Regions from separate parts of the Homo sapiens genome. Here regions 2, 3, 4 and 5 are each linked to region 1. A link is a contact called in ENCODE Hi-C or POLR2A ChIA-PET data. All regions are on one chromosome and are shown on one strand. Each heading gives the region's core, a stretch centred on a gene start or an enhancer-like site at or near the end of the contact. The rest is flanking DNA. Distances are from core to core; before and after follow the strand shown.

The links. Hi-C counts contacts between places; a loop is a spot of excess contacts on that map. ChIA-PET counts read pairs that join two places held with the same protein, here RNA polymerase II (POLR2A). Pooled maps may share reads with other maps.
Region 2: a pooled map shows a loop between it and region 1 (4-fold over the local background). The contact joins the promoter of SLC16A13 here to the promoter of CNTROB in region 1. A Hi-C loop is called at or near these places in 4 of 50 pooled maps. POLR2A ChIA-PET finds 5 or more read pairs at or near these places in 2 of 52 experiments (Panc1 and activated CD8-positive, alpha-beta memory T cell).
Region 3: a pooled map shows a loop between it and region 1 (4-fold over the local background). The contact joins the promoter of DLG4 here to the promoter of CNTROB in region 1. A Hi-C loop is called at or near these places in 7 of 50 pooled maps.
Region 4: a loop to region 1 is called in a map with no recorded cell type, with 16 times the contacts of the local background. The contact joins the promoter of ELP5 here to the promoter of CNTROB in region 1. A Hi-C loop is called at or near these places in 1 of 168 maps with a recorded cell type or tissue (CD8-positive, alpha-beta T cell), 3 of 37 single-sample maps with no recorded cell type and 8 of 50 pooled maps. POLR2A ChIA-PET finds 5 or more read pairs at or near these places in 1 of 52 experiments (naive thymus-derived CD8-positive, alpha-beta T cell).
Region 5: a loop to region 1 is called in a pooled map, with 4 times the contacts of the local background. The contact joins the promoter of PLSCR3 here to the promoter of CNTROB in region 1. A Hi-C loop is called at or near these places in 7 of 50 pooled maps. POLR2A ChIA-PET finds 5 or more read pairs at or near these places in 2 of 52 experiments (BJ and PC-9).

The regions. Positions count from the first base shown.
Region 1 is chr17:7,930,891-7,934,605 of GRCh38, forward strand. CNTROB (centrobin, centriole duplication and spindle assembly protein) reads left to right here and starts at 1,316. Exons shown (of 19, transcript NM_053051.5): 1 at 1,316-2,459; 2 at 3,248-3,332; 3 at 3,575-3,656. The coding sequence starts at 2,190. TRAPPC1 (trafficking protein particle complex subunit 1) reads right to left here and starts at 1,056. Exons shown (of 4, transcript NM_021210.5): 1 at 841-1,056; 2 at 616-686; 3 at 121-259. The coding sequence starts at 939. RefSeq lists enhancers at 770-1,009, 1,350-1,399, 1,620-1,679, 1,710-1,999, 2,130-2,259 and a silencer at 2,187-2,364.
Region 2 is chr17:7,034,305-7,038,019 of GRCh38, forward strand. SLC16A13 (solute carrier family 16 member 13) reads left to right here and starts at 1,711. Exons shown (of 4, transcript NM_201566.3): 1 at 1,711-2,277; 2 at 2,423-2,566. The coding sequence starts at 2,079. RefSeq lists enhancers at 1,150-1,650, 1,259-1,308, 2,039-2,278.
Region 3 is chr17:7,215,488-7,219,202 of GRCh38, forward strand. DLG4 (discs large MAGUK scaffold protein 4) reads right to left here and starts at 2,140. Exons shown (of 20, transcript NM_001321075.3): 1 at 1,631-2,140. The coding sequence starts at 1,660. It also overlaps a transcript of ACADVL not described here. RefSeq lists an enhancer at 1-470.
Region 4 is chr17:7,250,640-7,254,354 of GRCh38, forward strand. It overlaps ELP5 (elongator acetyltransferase complex subunit 5), which reads left to right and starts at 1,576. Exons shown (of 8, transcript NM_203414.3): 1 at 1,576-1,957; 2 at 2,131-2,191; 3 at 2,279-2,359. The coding sequence starts at 1,912. It overlaps CTDNEP1 (CTD nuclear envelope phosphatase 1), which reads right to left and starts at 1,095. Exons shown (of 8, transcript NM_001143775.2): 1 at 556-1,095. The coding sequence starts at 657. RefSeq lists enhancers at 698-1,285, 1,286-1,874, 1,743-1,962 and silencers at 823-942, 1,013-1,222, 1,993-2,232.
Region 5 is chr17:7,392,621-7,396,335 of GRCh38, forward strand. PLSCR3 (phospholipid scramblase 3) reads right to left here and starts at 1,905. Exons shown (of 8, transcript NM_020360.4): 1 at 1,857-1,905; 2 at 1,484-1,647; 3 at 981-1,216; 4 at 847-889; 5 at 524-744; 6 at 171-332. The coding sequence starts at 1,490. TMEM256-PLSCR3 (TMEM256-PLSCR3 readthrough (NMD candidate)) reads right to left here. Exons shown (of 10, transcript NR_037719.1): 3 at 2,288-2,470; 4 at 1,484-1,647; 5 at 981-1,216; 6 at 847-889; 7 at 524-744; 8 at 171-332. RefSeq lists a silencer at 1,793-2,282.

The sequences.
Region 1 (3,715 bases), core at 66-2,565:
AGGGCCCCTGAGAAAACTCTTGAGTTGAGCAAACATATAGTAGGATTGGGGCAGGGGAGATGAGGGAGTCTTGGGGTTCTGAAGAGCTCTGGGGGATGGGTCCCTGGGGCTGGCACTGACCGCACTGTAGATGTGGTGCAGCACATCTCGGATGGGTCCCACGCCCAAGTCAGTATTCATGACAACTTTGATCCCAGTGGGCGTCTCGTAGTAATGGAGTTTGTAACGGCTAGTTTGGAAGGCCAGGAAGCCATCCTTCCTGCAGAGATGAGGAGGGTGTTAAAGAATGGGAGCAGAATCTCTCCCAAAGAGACACTTCTGATCCCCGCAAACATCGACTCCCTCTTTATCTAAACATATCCTTTGTAGAAGCCTGGTTGAGTAAAGACATCGCCCATCGTCACCCCTCAATTTAGCCCCCACCAACTTCTCTACTTTCAGACCCTCCCCACCCCCACTCCTGCCAGCTCCAGCACTCTCGCTCCGGACTCAGCCTCTCTTAAGTACCCTTTCCCCCCTCTGGAGGCCAATGCTCCTTCCACTTCAGAAAGTTTCCCCCATCCCCAAATTCCCAAGGCTAGCCCTCCTCCCAACATCTTCTCTGACTCCGCGTACATGTCTAGCGGGGACATCTTGCTGACAAACGAGCGGATAGAGAAGAGCATCCCGTACATCAGCTTATACTCCTGGAGGGAGAGGGGCAGAGTTAGCTCTCGGTTGATGCGGGAGATGGGGTGGGGGGTGGGAACGAGCTGGGGTTTGGAGAGGAGGGGCTGGGTTGGGACTATAGGTGTTTGGAGATGAGAGGTCGCCCGGGCTGCACCGGGGCCCTCTCGTCACCTCCTCCTTGGGAATCCCTGCTTGCTTCTTGCGGTGCCATTCGCTGTAGTGCAGACACACTCCATTCCGGTCAAACAGGTACAGGTTGTGGACAGTCATCTGCAGGGCAGGGAGTGTGAGCCTCGCTCCGGGGCCGCCCCCACTCCTTGGGCTCGGGTTCCCGGACCCACAGCCTTCCAACCAGGTGGGGACCCCACCCACGGACTCACCGGAACTGCTCCGAGTGCCCGTCAAGAGTTACTTCCGGTTTCCACGGAGCTCCGCCCCTTAGGGGGGTTCTCGCTCGGCCGCGGCTGGGCATTAACTCCGCTCCAGTGCTGCTTGTCAGACTCCGCCTCCCTCCCTCAGCCAATCTGTGGCCACCGGAGCCGCGCACGCGCGGCCAGGCGCTCGGGATACAGAAGTGATGTGAGTGTCTGCGAGCGTGGTCTCGCGGGCGGGTGACGTCATCGAGGCGAGAGAGGCGGAGCCGTGGACAGTGGGCGGGAGGCTGCCAACGGTTTTGAGCGTAGGGGGAGGCGTGAGAGGGGGATCTCAGGGGAGGAGGTCAATCGCTTGCCCCCCACTTTGGCAAATTGGGGACTGAGGACTGGAAGGGTGGAGAGTAGGCGGAACCAGGTGGTCGTCGGGGCAGAGGATCTCGGGCTAGGCTTGAGGGCGGCGTGCTTCTTAGGGACGACTTAGGGCGTGACTGAGGGTTCACAAGGTTTCTTTTGGGGTGGTCGGGAGGGAGAGATTCTAGGGAACAAGGAAGCTCGCTATGGCTTTCTTGCCAGGAGGGGTCGAAGGGAAAGTACAAGGGAGCTGGAGCTGACCCTGGGTAGAACGGGTGAAGGGATGGGGGAGCGTGAGGTTCCGCCCTCTCTTGAGACTGGAACCAATTGAGGGACTAGTAGGGCAGGGGGACAGAAATTGGGCTCCTAGTGGATTTGGGTCCGTTTCCGTTGGGACGTTTTGGGTGTGAGAACTTAAGAGCTCAGTTGACCGGGGATAGCCTGTGCCGGAGTTGATCTGCAGCTTCCAGCACTCGTAGTCGGGAAGAGGAGCTTCAGCAGCGCTGTTGTCCCACAGTAGGTCTTCTGTCCGCACCCGCTCTGCGCTGCACCCTCTTAACGCTGTTCCCAGGAGCTGGGGAAAGGGATGCTTTTGCCCACTCCCATGGCCCCTGGAACTGGTGGAAACCTTTCCTCTAACCAGAAAGCCTCGATATCCTTAATTCACCAAGGATCCTTGGCGTGGAGTCTTCCTCCCTTCTCCCAAGTCTTTCTCCGTGAACTTTTCCTCCTGGACTTTGCTAAAGCAGAACCTCCCAGCTCTTTGCTGTCTCCGGTTGTCTCTTCCCTGTATTCATGGCAACATCAGCTGACAGCCCCAGTTCACCCCTCGGGGCGGAGGATCTCCTGAGTGATTCATCAGAACCCCCTGGGCTCAACCAAGTGTCGTCTGAAGTGACCTCCCAGCTCTATGCTTCTTTGCGCCTCAGCCGGCAGGCGGAGGCCACGGCCCGAGCCCAGCTGTATTTACCCTCCACCTCCCCGCCTCATGAAGGGTTAGACGGCTTCGCCCAAGAATTGAGTCGAAGCTTGTCAGTCGGATTGGAAAAGAACTTGAAGAAAAAGGTGAGGGAAGTGTGTCTTGGAGACCACTGTGGCACTAGACACCAGAGAGTCTTGGGATTGGGGTTGGTAAAAATAAAAAGCTTTGATGAGATTTGAACTCTTCCTGTTGGATTTCATATTCCTTTTAACTGCATAGGCAGCCATGCTTATAAGGGAGGGAGTGACCTGGGACACCATAATTTGAAAATTATGAAACTTCCCAGTGTTTTTTTGTGAGAGACATCTCTGCTCCGAGTAGATAGAGCAAACCTATGGGGTAGGTTGGTGAGCTATTTCCCGTGCACTGGGAATGGGTAAGGTTTCTTGATCCCAAGAGGGAGCTAGGGACTTAGGATAGCAGCTCCGATCCTTCCAGCTCAACACTATGTTGATAGTATGGTTCCAACTTTGGCATGTACATCATTAAGACATAGCTTAGTCAACTACAACATGTTACAGAGAAGATAGTTATTAGTATTGTATAGAAAAGGTGTCAGAGTCAATTTGCAGACTGGTTAGGTCTTCCAGAGTTTGAAAATGATAGCCATAAGCCATACAGTCCTTACATTTGTTCTTGAATCGGCAAGAATCTCCGCAACTCTTGTCTTATACCTCCTCGATTATTTTATTTACACTCTCTTTCTGGCTTCTGTAGTATTTGAATTTCTGATTCAAGTTTAGGACATCCCTTATTGGATCCGTTTGGTTTTTCTTGTTTTCCAAAGTGCTGGAGTGAAAATTCTACCCTGGCAATAGGTAGGAGATAGATAACACAGACTGCATCTGATTTCCATGTGGCTTTTTTCCAGGATGGTTCTAAGCATATCTTTGAGATGGAAAGTGTTCGGGGTCAGCTCCAGACCATGCTCCAAACCTCACGTGATACAGCCTATCGTGAGTAAGCCCCTTCCCTAGAACTATGAAGGAGAACCTAGATGTAAGGGGTGGGAGAAAGTGGACAGAGGAAGCAGGCAGGAAAACCTCTGAGCAAGAGATTTCAGGAGAAAAGTCTCCCGTTCTTTGGGAGAGGGGGTGAAGGAGTGAGGGAACTGGAAAGGAAGGCCTTTTCTCTTCAGGTGGCCCCTGTTTTTGTCATTACCTGACTCTGGCTTTGGGGTCCCTCTGGCTGCCTGCAGGGGATCCTCTCATTCCTGGCGCTGGCTCAGAGAGACGGGAAGAGGACTCCTTTGACAGTGATAGCACAGCCACCTTGCTCAAGTGAGTTCTCCTTGTGGTTCTCCTAGCTTGTTTGCTTTCTTGGAAATCCAGGTGTTTTG
Region 2 (3,715 bases), core at 461-2,960, 900 kb before region 1:
TTACTTGGCTCCTGCTGCATGTCAGCACATAAACTAAGCATTTTTAGTGCATGGATTTTCTAACTGAACCCCTTGGGCAACGCTTAATAGTAGGTACTATTATCCCCAGTTTACAGATGGGGAAACCAACTGAGAGATTCAGCATCTTGATCGAGTTAAGTAATAAAGTCAAGATTGGAACTGGGCCAGGCACGGTGGCTCACGCCTGTAATCCCAGAACTTTGGGAGGCCAAGGCTGGTGGATCACTTGAGGTCAGGAGTTCGAGACCAGCGTGGCCAACATGGTGAGACCTCGTCTCTACTAAAAATACCAAAATTAACTGGGCGTTGTGGTGGGAGCCTGTAATCCCAGAAACTCAGGAGACTGAGGCAGGAGAATCACTTGAACCCGGGAGGTGGAGGTTGCAGTGAGCCAAGATCATGCCACTGCACTCCAGCCTGGGCCACAGAGCAAGACTCCATCTCAAAATAAATAAATAAATAAATAAATAAATAAATAAATAAATAAATAAAAGACTGGAACTGTGATCTGATTCTAAAGACCCGAGTTCTTAATCACTATGTAATACAGCCACAGCAATTTCTGTATCTTTGGCATATTCCCCACCAGCCGACATTTTGACTCTTAGAAAGTATATATGTGTATTATTGATGATTACTTTTATTTCCCACATATAAAATTATTTAAGGCTCAATATGTCTTTTAAGACTACACACCTCCCTCCCTGCCTCCACTTCTTGTTTGCTGCTTTCCCCAGTAATCTGGGAGTGAACATTGAGTCCACGGTTTCAAGGTCAGGGTCCTGGGAAGTATGGCTTATAATGAAGGAACAGGAAATCCAAGCCATTGGTGTTATGGAGACTGGGAAGGACTGGGGAGTGTTTGCTAGGGGCCTGAGGACTACTTGGGTAAGAGGGGGCTGACTGCTCCAGTGGCCAGGGTCATAGTTTGTCTCTTTAGTCTACCCCACCATCAGATCAAAAAAGGTGGTTAGGAAGTGGTTGTTACTAGAGGGCAGAGGAAAAGGTTCCAGCCCCAGTGAGGAAGAGGTAGGTGGTGTTGGTGGGGCCCTGTGTGAGCTTACAGCCGCCCTTCCTCTCCTCAGTTATTTTTGGTCTCTGTGACCTGTAGGTTTCCTGTTAGTGGGAACAGAAGTGACAGGAACGAGTTCCCACTACAGAAATGAACGCCAGGAGTCCAACTCATTCCCCTTCTCTCTTCCCTTAGCCGTTGAACTTCTCAGGGATCCAGGCTTCTAGGTCTGCGTGCCTAGGGCTGCGTGTTAGTGGCTTCAGGCGCTGCGCCAAACACTTCGTTTGAGTCTCATCTCCTAACCCCTCCCCTACCCCCAACAGGGCCTTGCAATTCCTGGACCCCTCATTAAAGCAAGAGAGTCCTCTCCTCTCCAGACCCAGTTTACCCACCACTAACCCTTCCGTGTGGCTCTGGGTGCTGAAACGGGGATGACTTGGCCCGCTAGGTGAAGAGGAGACGGAAGCTTCCTGGCAGTCCCCGCGTCACGTGGGGCCCTACCTAGTCAGCCTCCTAACGCCCCTCCTTACGCATGCGCCCATTCACTGCTGGTCCCCAACAATGCCTAAATCCCGCCCTGCCCTTCTCGTTCCGCCCCTGCCCGGGAGCCCCGCGTCCTCATTGGCGAGCTCCAGGGTGGCCCGGCCCGGACACCCCAGTGATAAAATAGATCATCTACACGGAAACTGGCGCGCTCCAGGGGTGGGGCCCAAACTCAGTTCCACCCTCTGGCTCCCAGCCGAACACCGAACCGGGACCGATCCGGCCCCGGCTTGAACTAGCTCAGCTCCGAGCTCGCGGAACCACGCCCCCGGGAGACTCTGGCCCGGCCAGCGCGGGCCAGGTCTTCAGTCCTATATCGCCCCGCCTTGGGAAAAGGTGCAGGGGCCTCTCGCCGCCTCGTCGGGCCCTTCCTCTCTACCTGCCTCTCCAACCCCTCTCGGCCCCGAGCCACCCGGCAGCGGGGGTGGGTGTGCAGAGGTGCGGCGTCCAGAACCCGGCTCCTGCAGAGGCTCTGGGTGGCAGCAGCCCTGTTACCGCTTAGATGGCGCGCAGGACAGAGCCCCCCGACGGGGGCTGGGGATGGGTGGTGGTGCTCTCAGCGTTCTTCCAGTCGGCGCTTGTGTTTGGGGTGCTCCGCTCCTTTGGGGTCTTCTTCGTGGAGTTTGTGGCGGCGTTTGAGGAGCAGGCAGCGCGCGTCTCCTGGATCGCCTCCATAGGAATCGCGGTGCAGCAGTTTGGGAGTGAGTGCGGCGCCTGGATCTGGCGGACTGCGACCCTCGGAAGGGAGAGGGAATGCGGCGACTGGGAAGTGGAAGGGCGAGGGGCGGGAGATGCTGGGGGGGAGACCCCTGAGATCTTCTCGCAGCGCCCCTTCCACTTCCTCAGGCCCGGTAGGCAGTGCCCTGAGCACGAAGTTCGGGCCCAGGCCCGTGGTGATGACTGGAGGCATCTTGGCTGCGCTGGGGATGCTGCTCGCCTCTTTTGCTACTTCCTTGACCCACCTATACCTGAGTATTGGGTTGCTGTCAGGTGAGAGCCTGCACAAGGGCAGGAGAGTCAAATGCTTAGATCGTTGGATGTTCACCTCCTTCCTGCTCCTTCCAAAGGGTTCGGGGAGAAGCTGAGGGAAAGTTTAGCTAGCACCTGTACCCAGAAGGGAATTCTTAATAGGAATGACTAAAGCGACAAACATGGTGAGGAATTAGGAAATTCAAGGATGATGAAACCTGGCCGGGCACGGTGGCTCACGCCTGTAATCCCAGCACTTTGGGAAGCCGAGGCGGGTGGATCACGAGGTCAGGAGTTTGAGACCAGCCTGGCCAACATGGTGAAACCCCGTCTCTACAAAAATACAAAAATTAGCCGGGCCTGGTGGCGCTAATCCCAGTTACTCGGGAGGCTGAGGCAGGAGAATCGCTTGAACCCGGGAGGCGGAGGTTGCAGTGAGCCAAGATCGCACCACTGCACTCCAGCCTGGGCGACAGAGCAAGATTCTGTCTCAAAAAAAAAAAAAAAAAAGATGAAACCAAGTATACAAGCCCAGAAGCCCAGGGCTAATGGGACTGGAGTGTAAAAGGAAGAATTACTATAAAATGGTGCTAGGGGCCAGGCACGGTGGCTCACGCCTGTAATCCCAGCACTTTGGGAGGCCGAGGCGGGCGGATCACGAGGTCAGGAGATCAAGACCATCCTGGCTAACACGGTGAAATCACGTCTCTACTAAAAACACAAAAAATTAGCTGGGCGTGGTGGCAGGTGACTGTAGTCCCAGCTACTCGGGAGGCTGAGGCAGGAGAATGGTGTGAACCCGGGAAGCAGAGCTTGCAGTGAGCCGAGATTGCACCACTGCACTCCAGCCTGGGCGACAGAGCGAGACTCCGTCTCAAAAAAAAAAAAGAAAAAAAAAGGTGCTAGGTACTGTGACTGTGAAATCGATATCATTATTGGATTTACAGCTGGGGAAAAGCTTTAAAGCTTATACAACTTGGCAAATGAAGGTCACACAGCTAGAAATGGTAGAGCCCAGGTCTAACTCCAAAGTTCTGTGCTAGTTACCTTACAAACTTTGTCTCTAATCTTCCACAATCCCAAAAAGTGTATTATTACATTTTGCAGTTGAGAAGGTTGAGGCTGGGGGTGTTAAGTAAAACACACAAGGTTACACAGCTATGAAGTATC
Region 3 (3,715 bases), core at 890-3,389, 710 kb before region 1:
CATGGAGCCTAAGGCCAAGTGACAGGCCTAAGGGCAGGAGACAGCGGGAGCAGAGGAAACCAGGCCAGAGAAACTGAGGCATAAAAATCCACCGAAACTACAGGGGATGTGGGGAAGAGGCAGCCTGGGAGAAAGCCCGAAACCCACAGAATGAAGGACAAGAAAGTCGCCCTGGTGGAGAGAGGGTGGGGGCTCCAGATCTAAAGGTCCTCAGCCCCCAATCTCTTCCAACCATCCTCACACGTGCACAATGCATGTGTACACACATGTGTGAGTTTGTGGCAGGGAACATGTGTGTCCTCAGCTCCCTCCCATGAAAAGCTGCAGTTCCCACTAAATATAACCCCCTCCCCAGCCTGTGACTCACCCGGACCCCGCCTCCCCCGGCCCCCACTTCCTGTCCCACCCCCCAGCCCCCAGCTGCCTGCCACCCGCCCAAGCCTCCCTCCACACACCAGGCATCCAGCTCTCCAGTCCCAGAGTCTCCAAGGAGAGCCTAGGTATCTGCATCCCACCAGGAGCTCGCCTGTGCTCCATCCGAGATCTCCTGCCTTTGCCAGGCTCCAACCAGAGGGACACTCTTGCACAGATCCCCATCGCTGCCAGCCCTGCCCTCCTCCTACACCTTTTCACCCCAGTAACCTCAGTAACTTCGGTCATAAGCCCTCAGGGACCCTTAAATCCAGGTGTCCTCCCCCACCTTGATCCCAAGCGTCAGGGGTATCTGGAACAGTCCCCACATCTGCTCTTCTCCCTCTCTCTTGATCAGGGCTAGATACAGTGTGGGAGGAGATGGGGATATTGGGCACCTGCCTTTGGGCCACCCCCAAATTGTGCACCACCCACCCGGTCCCCCTCCTCAAATCCCCTCTCTCCCTAAGCCTCTCATCCTCCTCCTCAGGGGCTGGCAAGCTCGGCTGCTGCAATCTTCTGCCTCCTATGGGAGTACCCCCAAATCCTTGCCTCACCTGGTCCATTCCCTCAGGTGATCCCATGCCAGGGCCCCAGCCCTCTGACAACTTCCAACTACCTCCATTCTATATGACTGAACCCTAAATTAACAGTTCCCTCAAATTGAGAGAGCATCCCTAAATGCAGCCACCACGAGATGCTTGTTCTAGAGTCTGAAGGCCCACCCCTTCCCTGCCAGCTGACACCCCCAGATCAGTCAGGCACTCACAACCAATAACCTTTACCCCATGCCAGGAGCCCCCCAAAACTGGACAAGGCCCTTGGAAGCCAGCTTTTCCCTGGGGAGGAAAGAGGAACCCCCCAACATAGCCCACCTTCCCACATACACCAGCAGGACTCCCTTATGAGCCAGGCTTCTCCTTAAATAAGTCTCCCTCAAACAGCGCTGATGAACCCCCAAACCCGCCAGGCCCCCCGAACCATGGAATATCCTAAATTTTCCATATCCCTACAGGTACAAAGGGATCACTCCAGGGGGCACCTGTGGCCAAATCCTGCATTTTCTCAGATGTGAACCCCAAAACTAAATTAAGACCCCCAAATACATCTTACTTCTGATGCTGCCACTCCAGGGGCGCCAGTCCCAGATAAGGCCTACTAACCCCTCCCCACAAACTCATACCCTCCCCCCAGTTTATAGCCCCCCCATCATGCTTACCTTGGTTGTCACTATACAGAGACAGTCCATGTTGGGGGGCCTGGCCGCGGCGGCGGGTAAGGGGCTCTGACTTCATCGGAGTTTCGTTCCTCCCCTCCGTGGGTTCTCACCCCTCCCCCCTCCGCACCCCACTTTTGCAGGGGGGGCCAGGATGGGGGGAGGGGTGAGAGGGGAAGGAGGGGGTTGGAGAAGGGAAGGGGAGGGGAGCGTGGGAGGGAGGGGAAGGGGGCCCTAAAAGGGGCTCCCCAGTGGAGGGGAGGGGGCTTGGGGAGCACACCCCGATTCTCAGGAGGGGCGGGGGCACCGGGGGCTGGCAGCCCCGGAGTTCGGGGGCTGGGGCATGAGCTGGGGTGGGGGAGGGGAACTGGATTTCGGGGAGCCCCGGGGTAGGGGGGGGTCTTGCCAAACGGCCAGGGGCTAGGGGCCGTGGCGGGGGAGTGGGGTGGGGGGGTTGGAAACGGCAGCGGCCGAGGGAGCCGTGGAGCCGAAGAGGGAAGGGGAGAGAGGAGGAGAGAGGAAGCAGGGGGAGGGAGGGAGGGAGCTAGGAGCCAGAATGGGGGGGGTGCCTTGGCAGAGTTAACTCCTTCTGTGCTGGCAGGAACCCGGATAATGGGAAAGGAGATAGAAGCAGAAGCACAGAGGCCCCTGAGGCAAACATGGAGACCTGGCCAGCCACCAGCGATGACAGCAAAGACGATGAGGCTGGATTTCATTTCTTAGAGAAGGAAGCATCTATAGTTGGGCTGGGAGCACCCACGGTTATTTGAATACGGGAGGGAGGCCTCTCGGCAGGCGGTAGGGGGTCGGGTGTGAGGGAGGAGCTGAAGGAGGCAATCCCTGGGGGCCTAGTTCTCCCTCAGGTTTCTCAGGGGGAAACCTAAAAAGTTAAGCCCTAGACTCTTTAGTGCCTGAAACTGGGGCAGCCAAAGAAAACGAGGAAGAAAGGGAGAGTGGGTACAGGACCACAGAGAGTGCATTCTCGGTGCCCCAAGTCCCTGGGCCACTGACTCAGGCTTTTGTCAGCAGGGCCCCCAAGATTCCAGGTAATATTAGTGATATTTGGCTCACCCCTCCAGCCCTGCCTGCCCCTCAGGAAGTTAGGCGCTCGCCCCCACCTCCTTACCTGACTCTCTGAGAGGGAAGCCTCATAATAGTCCAGGATGTCTGTCACAGGAACAGAACTGAGTTACCTCCCCACCCCAGGCCTCTCCAGGCACATCACCCCTGTCATCACCGCTGCTGGCTGGCTGGCAAGGGAGGAGCCCTTTCAGCCAAGGCTGGTCCACACTCATGGAGGACACCATAGGCAGGACCCTGCATGGTGCTCCAGCTTGGACCAAATGATCTCTGGGCTCCCAAACAGCCCCCGAAGTTCAGTAATGGCCCTTGGAGGCCCAGGTCCCTCAGAAAACGGGCTACTCACCCAGCAAGGCCTGGAAGAGGTCGCTATGCAGCACTGTGAGGAGTGGGGGTGCCCACCGCAGCAGTGGGGGTGCCAGGAGCCAGAGGGCTGACCTGGGAGCTAGTGAGATGCAAGGAGAATTGGGACAGGGAAGATGCCAACACAGGAAGATGAACACACTGTCACTTCATCTCCCCAGACTGTGCCCTTCACCCCAGCCCCTACGGAAAGATTTGGGGAGAAGGATCTCCGAGCCCCAGCCCCCCACTTCGCTCCCAGACCTCCCCTCCACAAGGAGCCCTGTTTTTCACCTCTTGGTCTCTGGGACATCTCTCTCTTCTCTCACTTTAATCTCCCTAATCCTCCAGGATTGGAGTTGAGCTGCTTCTCCCCACTAAATTCCAGCTGTGAGTAAAGTAGGCCGTCTCTGAGCCGACCAGCTGTCCCATTCCCCCAGGTCCCAAGGCACCAGCACCGCCACCATCTTGCTCCACACACCCTGGCCCCCTCTTCCCATAGGCAGGCAGAACCTAGCCACGCTCTCCTGAGAAGCCAGCAAAGAGGGCCTCCTCACAGAGGGCTCCAGCAGCTCAAAAAGAAGCTGAGCCCAGCTCTCTCTCCTCCTGGGCCTCCTCTCACCCCAATGAGAATTGCAGAAAAAGGGGTAGAAATTGTTTGGGACT
Region 4 (3,715 bases), core at 326-2,825, 680 kb before region 1:
AAATTTTCACAGCCTTTTTGGAGGAATTCTCTTAATGGGAACCGCAGGCGTTTCTCCTTCACACCCAGGGCTTTCCCAAGTTCCCGTCCTTGTTTGTAACGTATGCCCTCCCACCCACCTCCACCCTTGACACACAAGTCTGTCTCTTCCTTGTTATAGGACCAAACACACACCGAGGTTCCAAATAGGGTCTTTCCCAAGCCCACATCCACAGATCCGGCTGTCATCAAACAGGTGTTCCCCGCCTCTTGGTTTCTTTAGCAACAACTCCAGCTTTCTTAAAGAGCGCCCCACCCACCACCTTAGCCCCCAAGAGTTGCCAAATCCTGTCCCATCTAGCCCCATCAAAACCCCCAAGGGCAAGGTTCTATTACAAGGGTCTCCCACCTCGCCCCGCTTAGGGTGCCCAATTCTCTGGCGAGAAAAGCCCCAGCCAGGATTCCCTTCCTAGGCCCAAACAGAGGCCCGACACTCCGAAAACCCCTGAGCACCACGGACAGATGTCCCCAACACCGCCAGACGTCCCCAACACCGCCAGCGCCCACCCTGGCTCACCGTGCGGATCTGCCTCCGCAGAAGGTAAATGAAGAAGCTCCAGAGCTTGGCGGCGAAGGCCACGAACGTGCGCAGCCCCAGCAGACACTGCGTCCGCATCATCCCGATGACCCCGGCACCGCCGGCCCCGGGGCCCCCGCGGCCCAGCTCCGCCAGCCCCCCGGGGGCAGCCCCCCGCCGCCGGGAGGGGGAACGGGGGCCCCGAGTGGCAGGAGAGGCTGCAGAGAGGGGCACGGAGCGGGCGGCTCAGAAAGCCACCCCTGGCGAGGGTAAAGCCCAGCGGAACGGGGAGCTGGGGGACAGGCGTGGGCAGCCCGCGGGGGCCCACATGGGCTGGGAGTGGCACCGACGGCTTCGGGGAGGTTGCGGGCCGAGACAGGTAGGGCTAGGATGGGGTCCTCCGAGACCTGGAGGGAAGGGGAAGGATAATTGGGGGAGGGGGCAGTGGGGGAGGGGGCTAGGGAAAAGGGAGGAAGGGAAAAGGGAAGGGGAGGGGGGGAAAGCAGAGAGTGGCCCGCTGCGCAGGCGCGCTAGGGGGCTGCTCGCAGGAACGGGGAGGGCGGGGGCAGCGGCGCGCAAAGGGCCGCGGCAGCGGAGAACGGGCCTGCAGAGCGAAGGAGCAGGGAAGGAGGGGGAGGGGGAGCCGGAGGGCGCAGAGCGCTGGGCCGGAGCGGCCTCCCCCTCCCCGAGCTCGGGGGTCCTTTAGCCGCTGGGGACCGGGGCTGCAGCCTCTGCAGCTGGGTTTCCCACTCTGACAGGCGCCATTTTACCGTCCAAAGGACTCCCTCTTCCTGTCTTTCCCCCTCCTCTTCCCCTTTGACACTACTTCCGGTGGTGACGTGTATTCGCTTCACCGGGACTAAGTTCCTCCTGCGCGGTCTATGGCGGGTAGGTATAAGGAAAGCCAAAAGCACTCCAAGCGAGGCTGCAGTATTGCGCACGCGCAGAAGGTGGCCGCGGGGCGGGGCCTGAGGCGAAGCAGGCCCCGCCTCAAACTGCGTGGGCGGGGAGAGTGACGTCACTTGGCCCGCGCTTAGGGCCCTCGCGGGGGGCTTGTGGGTCCTCCTCCCCCTCCCACTGACAACTGCCCCAACTGCTCTTCCCGCCCCGGTCACAGTGAAAATGTAGACGGGGTCGTTGTCCGTACGACTGTGCGCCAGGGCTCGGGGAGGGGCGCCCTCCGCGTGAGCGCCCCCCTGGGAATATTGAACATAATCACCTCTCATTCCAGACTATGTTAGGTCTTAATGGTGGGAGGACGCCCGAGTGCTCGGCCCGTTTCACCCCGAGGAGGAAGGACACTGGGTCATGACGCCATCAGAGGGCGCCAGAGCAGGGACCGGACGCGAGTTGGAGATGTTGGACTCGCTGTTGGCCTTGGGCGGCCTGGTGCTGCTTCGGGGTGAGAGCCAGAGGCACGGTGGCGGGGCGGGGGGTGCGGTTCGGGCCTGGCTGAGGGGACGGAAGTGGGCAGGAAGGGCCAGGGGTCACAGGCTAGGTGTGGAAATCGCGACGGGTTCGCGAAGGCGGTAATCCCAGCGCTCTCATACCCTTTATCCGTCCCTCGCTCTGCAGATTCCGTGGAGTGGGAGGGGCGCAGTCTCTTGAAGGCGCTTGTCAAGAAATCTGCACTGTGGTGAGTATCCCACAGTGTCTCCCCGGCCTACCCTGGATAGGGCACCTGTGCCCACTCTTTGACAATCCCTTCTCATCTCTGCCTTAGTGGGGAGCAAGTGCATATCCTGGGCTGTGAAGTGAGCGAGGAAGAGTTTCGTGAAGGTTTTGACTCTGATATCAACAATCGGTAAGTACCAGTTGGAAGAGATTTGATTAAATTTGAGACCTATAATGCTAAGGAAATTTCTTTACAACAAGCGCAGAACCTGGTATGTAGTAGCAGTTCCTTAAATATTCATTGAAGAATTGGATATGGATCTTTCAGGAGGCAAGAATTAATAAGAGGAGTGATGAGTATTTGGGGAGTCCAAAGCAAAGATCATAGAAGTCGAGAGAGAAATAGCCTGGAAATAGGGAGAACATGTGGGAAGGGTATTGCAGTAATCCGTTAATCCGGCTTCACTCTTTAAGGTACATATGTACCGAGCACCAACTATCAACCAGGTGCTGTGCAAGATACTGGAGACGGCAGTGAGTGAGACCTGTTCCTGACCTAATGAATTTTAGGGAATAATGGTAGGAAGTGATAGAGGCCTGGTTTAAGGCAGTGGCAGTAGAGATGGAAAGTTTAGAACACATGTAAAGGACTTTAGTGGGTAGAATTTCCAGGATTTATTGACTAATATGGGGGAGAAGAAAGTATTGAGATAAGGAAGTTCCTAAACCCAGCGGCATGCCTGATCAGGAGACATTAAGAACCATTAGTAGGATGCTTTCTACTTCCTAGTCCCGGCAACTCAGTGGATGATAATAGTAGTTTACATCTTATCTGTTGAGCCTCCAATTTTGCATCAGCCATTGTTGTGATAGAGGCGGTGGTGTATGTTCAGATGGCATTCCATGGCTGGGCGCGGTGGCTCACGCCTGTAATCCCAGCACTTTGGGAGGCTGAGGCGGGTGGATCACCTGAGGTCTGGAGTTCGAGACCAGCCTGACCAACATGGAGAAACCCCATCTCTACTAAAAATACAAAAAATTACCTGGGCATGGTGGCACATGCCTGTAATTCCAGCTACTCAGGAGGCTGAGGCAGGAGAATCGCTTGAACCCAGGAGGCAGAGGTTGCAGTGAGCGGAGATCACGCCATTGCACTCCAGCCTGGGCAACGAGCGAAACTCTGTCTCAAAAAAAAAAAAAAAAGCGGGCACTCCACAAGAGAAGATAGAAAAGAGATATCTGGGAAAAAAAGTTCTGCTACCTATGCCAGTCTCCCTTTCCTGAGCTGTTTTTTCTGTAGTTGTTACTTCTTGACTTAATTCTTGACTTTCTTTAAGCTGTTCTACAGGCAGGACCAAATCTCACGTCCTCTGCTTTCTCTTTTTTCACCCAGGGTGATAATCTTTAGGTGCCACACACAGGAAATATTTGATAATGGTGATAACTAACATTTATCAGGCATATACTATGTGTCAAGCACTGTGCTGAATGCTTAGAGGTTGGCATCTCATTTCACCAATGAGGCAACTCTTAGAAATAATGTATC
Region 5 (3,715 bases), core at 655-3,154, 540 kb before region 1:
AGCACAGGGCCATCCTATTTCCAAATGGAGGAATGCTACAAATGCGGTCGGAGTCACAGTGGATTTGGATTGATGAGCTCAGGGTCTTGACCTTAATGTTAACTATCCTGCCTCATGGAAGCATCATCTTGGTTTACGAAGGTCCCAAGAGCCTCTAGTATTCCTGATACCTCAAAGTTGGTGTCTGTGCCACAGCCACAGGTCCAGCAGGGCCCCACCACTCGCAAGACTGTCTGGCGATCGGCATCCTGGATGGAGAACTTGGGGAGGAAGGGATGCCAGGTCTGTAGCACGTGGCCAATGGTGGTGCCTGGTGGAGCCTGTACTTCCATCTGGGAGTGGGAAGCAGACAGGGTCACTGCGGAGGCAGGGGTCCCAGCTCTATCATCTGTCTATTTGGCCCTCACTAAACCTCCCATCCCCACCTGCCCACTCCCACCTGATCCAGGCCTCATCTCAGGTGGACCTCATCATTGTCCCGCCCCACCAAGGCCCGCCCTCCCGGCCCCCTCCCTCCGCCCACCTCCTGGAGGCCACAGGGGCAGCAGCTGCAGCCACAGTGCAGCGGGCGGAGCAAACGCAGCACCTCACGGTCCCCGGGGTCGGCCAGGCGGACACGCAGCGGCCGGCGGGCGCCACAGCACAGACGGGCGCAGCAGTTGCTCTCCTCGGCCGCCTGACCCAGGGGCTGCCCGGCCCCAGAGCGCAGTTCATACCGATTACAGGTCTCCCAGCCTAGGAACGCTGCCCGAGGTGACACGGGGAGACTCGTAGAGCCTCGCGCGCCCAGGAGCCCACCATCCGGGCCACCATCATGAGGTCCAACCTCCCACTCCTTCTACTTACTTTCCACTCGCTCAGCCTTCTGGTGAATCAAAATCTGATCAATCTGGAAAGAGAGGGGCGGCGCGCACATCAGCTGGCCCATCTGGACGCCCAAGTCCCCTCCCAGTCATCCTCCCTCCCTCCTTCCCACTCACCTGCACCAGGAATTCGAGGCCAGAAGGCACCCCTGGCAGTGGCAAGAAGGGGGCAGCAGACCCCAAGGCCACGGGGCCAGGCGAGGGGAAGAGGGCGAAGCCGGGAGCTGGGGCAGGTACCTGGGCGGGCACTGGCGCCTGCCCGGGCCCAGGATGTAGCGCCGGCTCCGGGTACCCAGGGGTGACAGGGTAGGGAGGTGGGGGCGAAGGGGCGTAGCCTTTGGGGGGCAAGTAGCCTGTAAAGCGGTGGGAGCAGGATAGATTAGAAAGGGACTCAAGGCCTCATCCCCTTATTCCTCAGCCCATGGGCCGCGAGGCTTCGGGGGAAACGTGGTGGCAAGAGGCAGAGAAAGATGGGGCAGGGGAGCAGGGTGGAGGTTCCCCGGAAGGAAGGGAGGGGCCCCACCCAGCCAGTCCGAGCACATTCCGGGAGGATGTGTTCAAACCCGGCTCCCAAGTCCGTGGGGGGGATAACGGAGACCCCCAGACTTGCGCGCACTTACCTGCCATGGGAGAAGGGCTGGGGTTTTCGAGATGATGGTGTCTGGGTGGCTTAGTTCTGGAAGCGGAGGCAAACTCGGAGATAGCCAGACAGACACAGAGACAGACACAAAGACGGAGAGGCAGCTGCGCCCGGCGCCGGCCCAGGGTCTCTTGGGCGGCGCCTCTGACTCGGGGAGAAACCCAAGTGTCAGTGGGCGGGACCGGGTACCTGGGACCCTGGATTCCCTCGGGGGCCCCAGAACCGCCCCCTCCCTTTGTTCTCCCATCCTGCGGAGGAGGCTGTGGGCCGACGGCAGGACAGATGGACCCGCGGTCAGACCGACAGCCCCACCCCAAGGGCGGTCTCCCTGACCCCTCTGTGCCCCCGCTCACCTGGAGCCCCCAGAAGAGCCCGGGTGCCTAGCACTCGGCAGCTCACAGGAGCTGGCGGAGGCGGAGGCGGGCCCGAGCTCGGACCCCGGCCCCGCCCCCCGACCCGCCGAGCCCGCCCCCTCCTGGGCGGTGCGTTTGCGCCGGGAGGAAGGCAGCCGTCCGCTGCCCCGGGAAGCCGATCGTGGGCTTTGCTCCTCGGCGTCGCCGACGTTCCCGCCCCTTCCGCTCGGACTGCAGATGCCCAGAGAGTAGGAGCGCCTGGAGAAGGCGGCGGCTGGTCCCGGGCCCCGCGAACGCCGCCAGGCCGGCGGCGTGCGTGCTCAGCGCCCTGGGTGGGAGGCGAGGGCGGCCCGGGCCGCGCTGGCCCCTGGGCTCCTCCTCCCAAGGGCAGTCGGGCCTCGCTGACGCAGCGGAACACCCTTCACACTCACTCATTGGCTTCCAGGACTGGCTCCTGGCTCGCCTTCTGCCTCCCAGGGGCGACCTCGCCGTCTTCTCTCCCTGGCACAGCGGTGACCCACACGGGCACCTCGCAGCGACAGCAGTTTCTGCAGGTGCCCCAGCCACGCGGGTGACAGGCCGCCAAACGGTGTCAGTGAGCGTGCTCAGGCCGCCTAGAGGGCCAGAGGAGGAAGCGCGGTCAGAAAAGACCCCCGAGATGAGTGTCTTCGACTGGATCCTGAGCCAGGACCAGTCCTGCCTTGGGGGCCACTGGCTGAGTGGCGCAAGAGATGAGTTTAGAAACGGAGTGCAGTCCACATACAGGGCGGGTTGTGTGGAAGCTGCGATTTGGCCCCACGAGCAGCGAGGAGTCCACCGAGACATTTTTAGAACAAAGAAGGTCAAATGTGTGTTTTAGAAAGATCGTGGCGGGGCGCGGTGGCTCACGCCTGTAATTCCAGCACTTTGGGAGGCCGAGGTGGGCGGATCACCTGAGGTCAGGAGTTTGAGACCAGCCTGGCCAACATGGCAAAAACCCATCTCTACTAAAAATACAAAAATTAGCCGGGTGTGGTGGCGGGCGCCTGTAGTCCCAGCTATGCAGGAGGCTGAGGTAGGAGAAACTCTTGAACCCGGGAGGCAGAGGTTGCAGTGAGCCGAGATTACGCCATTGCACTCCAGCCTGGGCAACAGAGCGAGACTCCATCTCAAAATAAATAAATAAATAAATAAATATTTATTTAGACATCACCAATAAGGCGAAGGCATCACCAATAAGGCGATAGTTAGGCCGGGCACGGTGGCTCACGCCTGTAATCCCAGCACTTTGGGAGGCCGAGGCAGGCGAATCATGAGGTCAGGAGATGGAGACCATCCTGGCCAATATGGTGAAACCCCGTCTCTACTAAAATACAAAAAAATTAGCCAGGTGTGGTGGCGGGCGCTTGTAGTCCCAGCTACTCGGGAGGCTGAGGCAGGGGAATCGCTTGAACCTGGGAGGCAGAGGTTGTAGTGAGCTGAGATCTTGCCACTGCACTCCAGCCTGGCGACAAAGCAAGACTCCGTCTCAAAAAAAAAAAAGAAAGAAAAGAAAGAAAGAAAGAAAGAAGATGATAGTTGACCCAGAACCTAAAGGAGATGAGGGACTGAGCTGTGCAGATTACTGGGTAAGTGTTTCAGGCAGAGGGAACAGCAAGGGCATAGGTCCTGAGGCAGAAGACCAGTGAGACTGGAATGGAGTTAATGAGGGGAAGGTCAGAGGGGTCACAAGAAGCCAGGTCACGCATGGCCTTTTAGTCCACTGAATTATACCCTGAGATGGGAAATGTTGGAGGGTCTGGACAGAGAAGAGACGTGAGACGTACTGCAGTGGTTCTCCATGTGGAGGTTCCCCCTGTGCCCTAGATGCCACCTGAGGT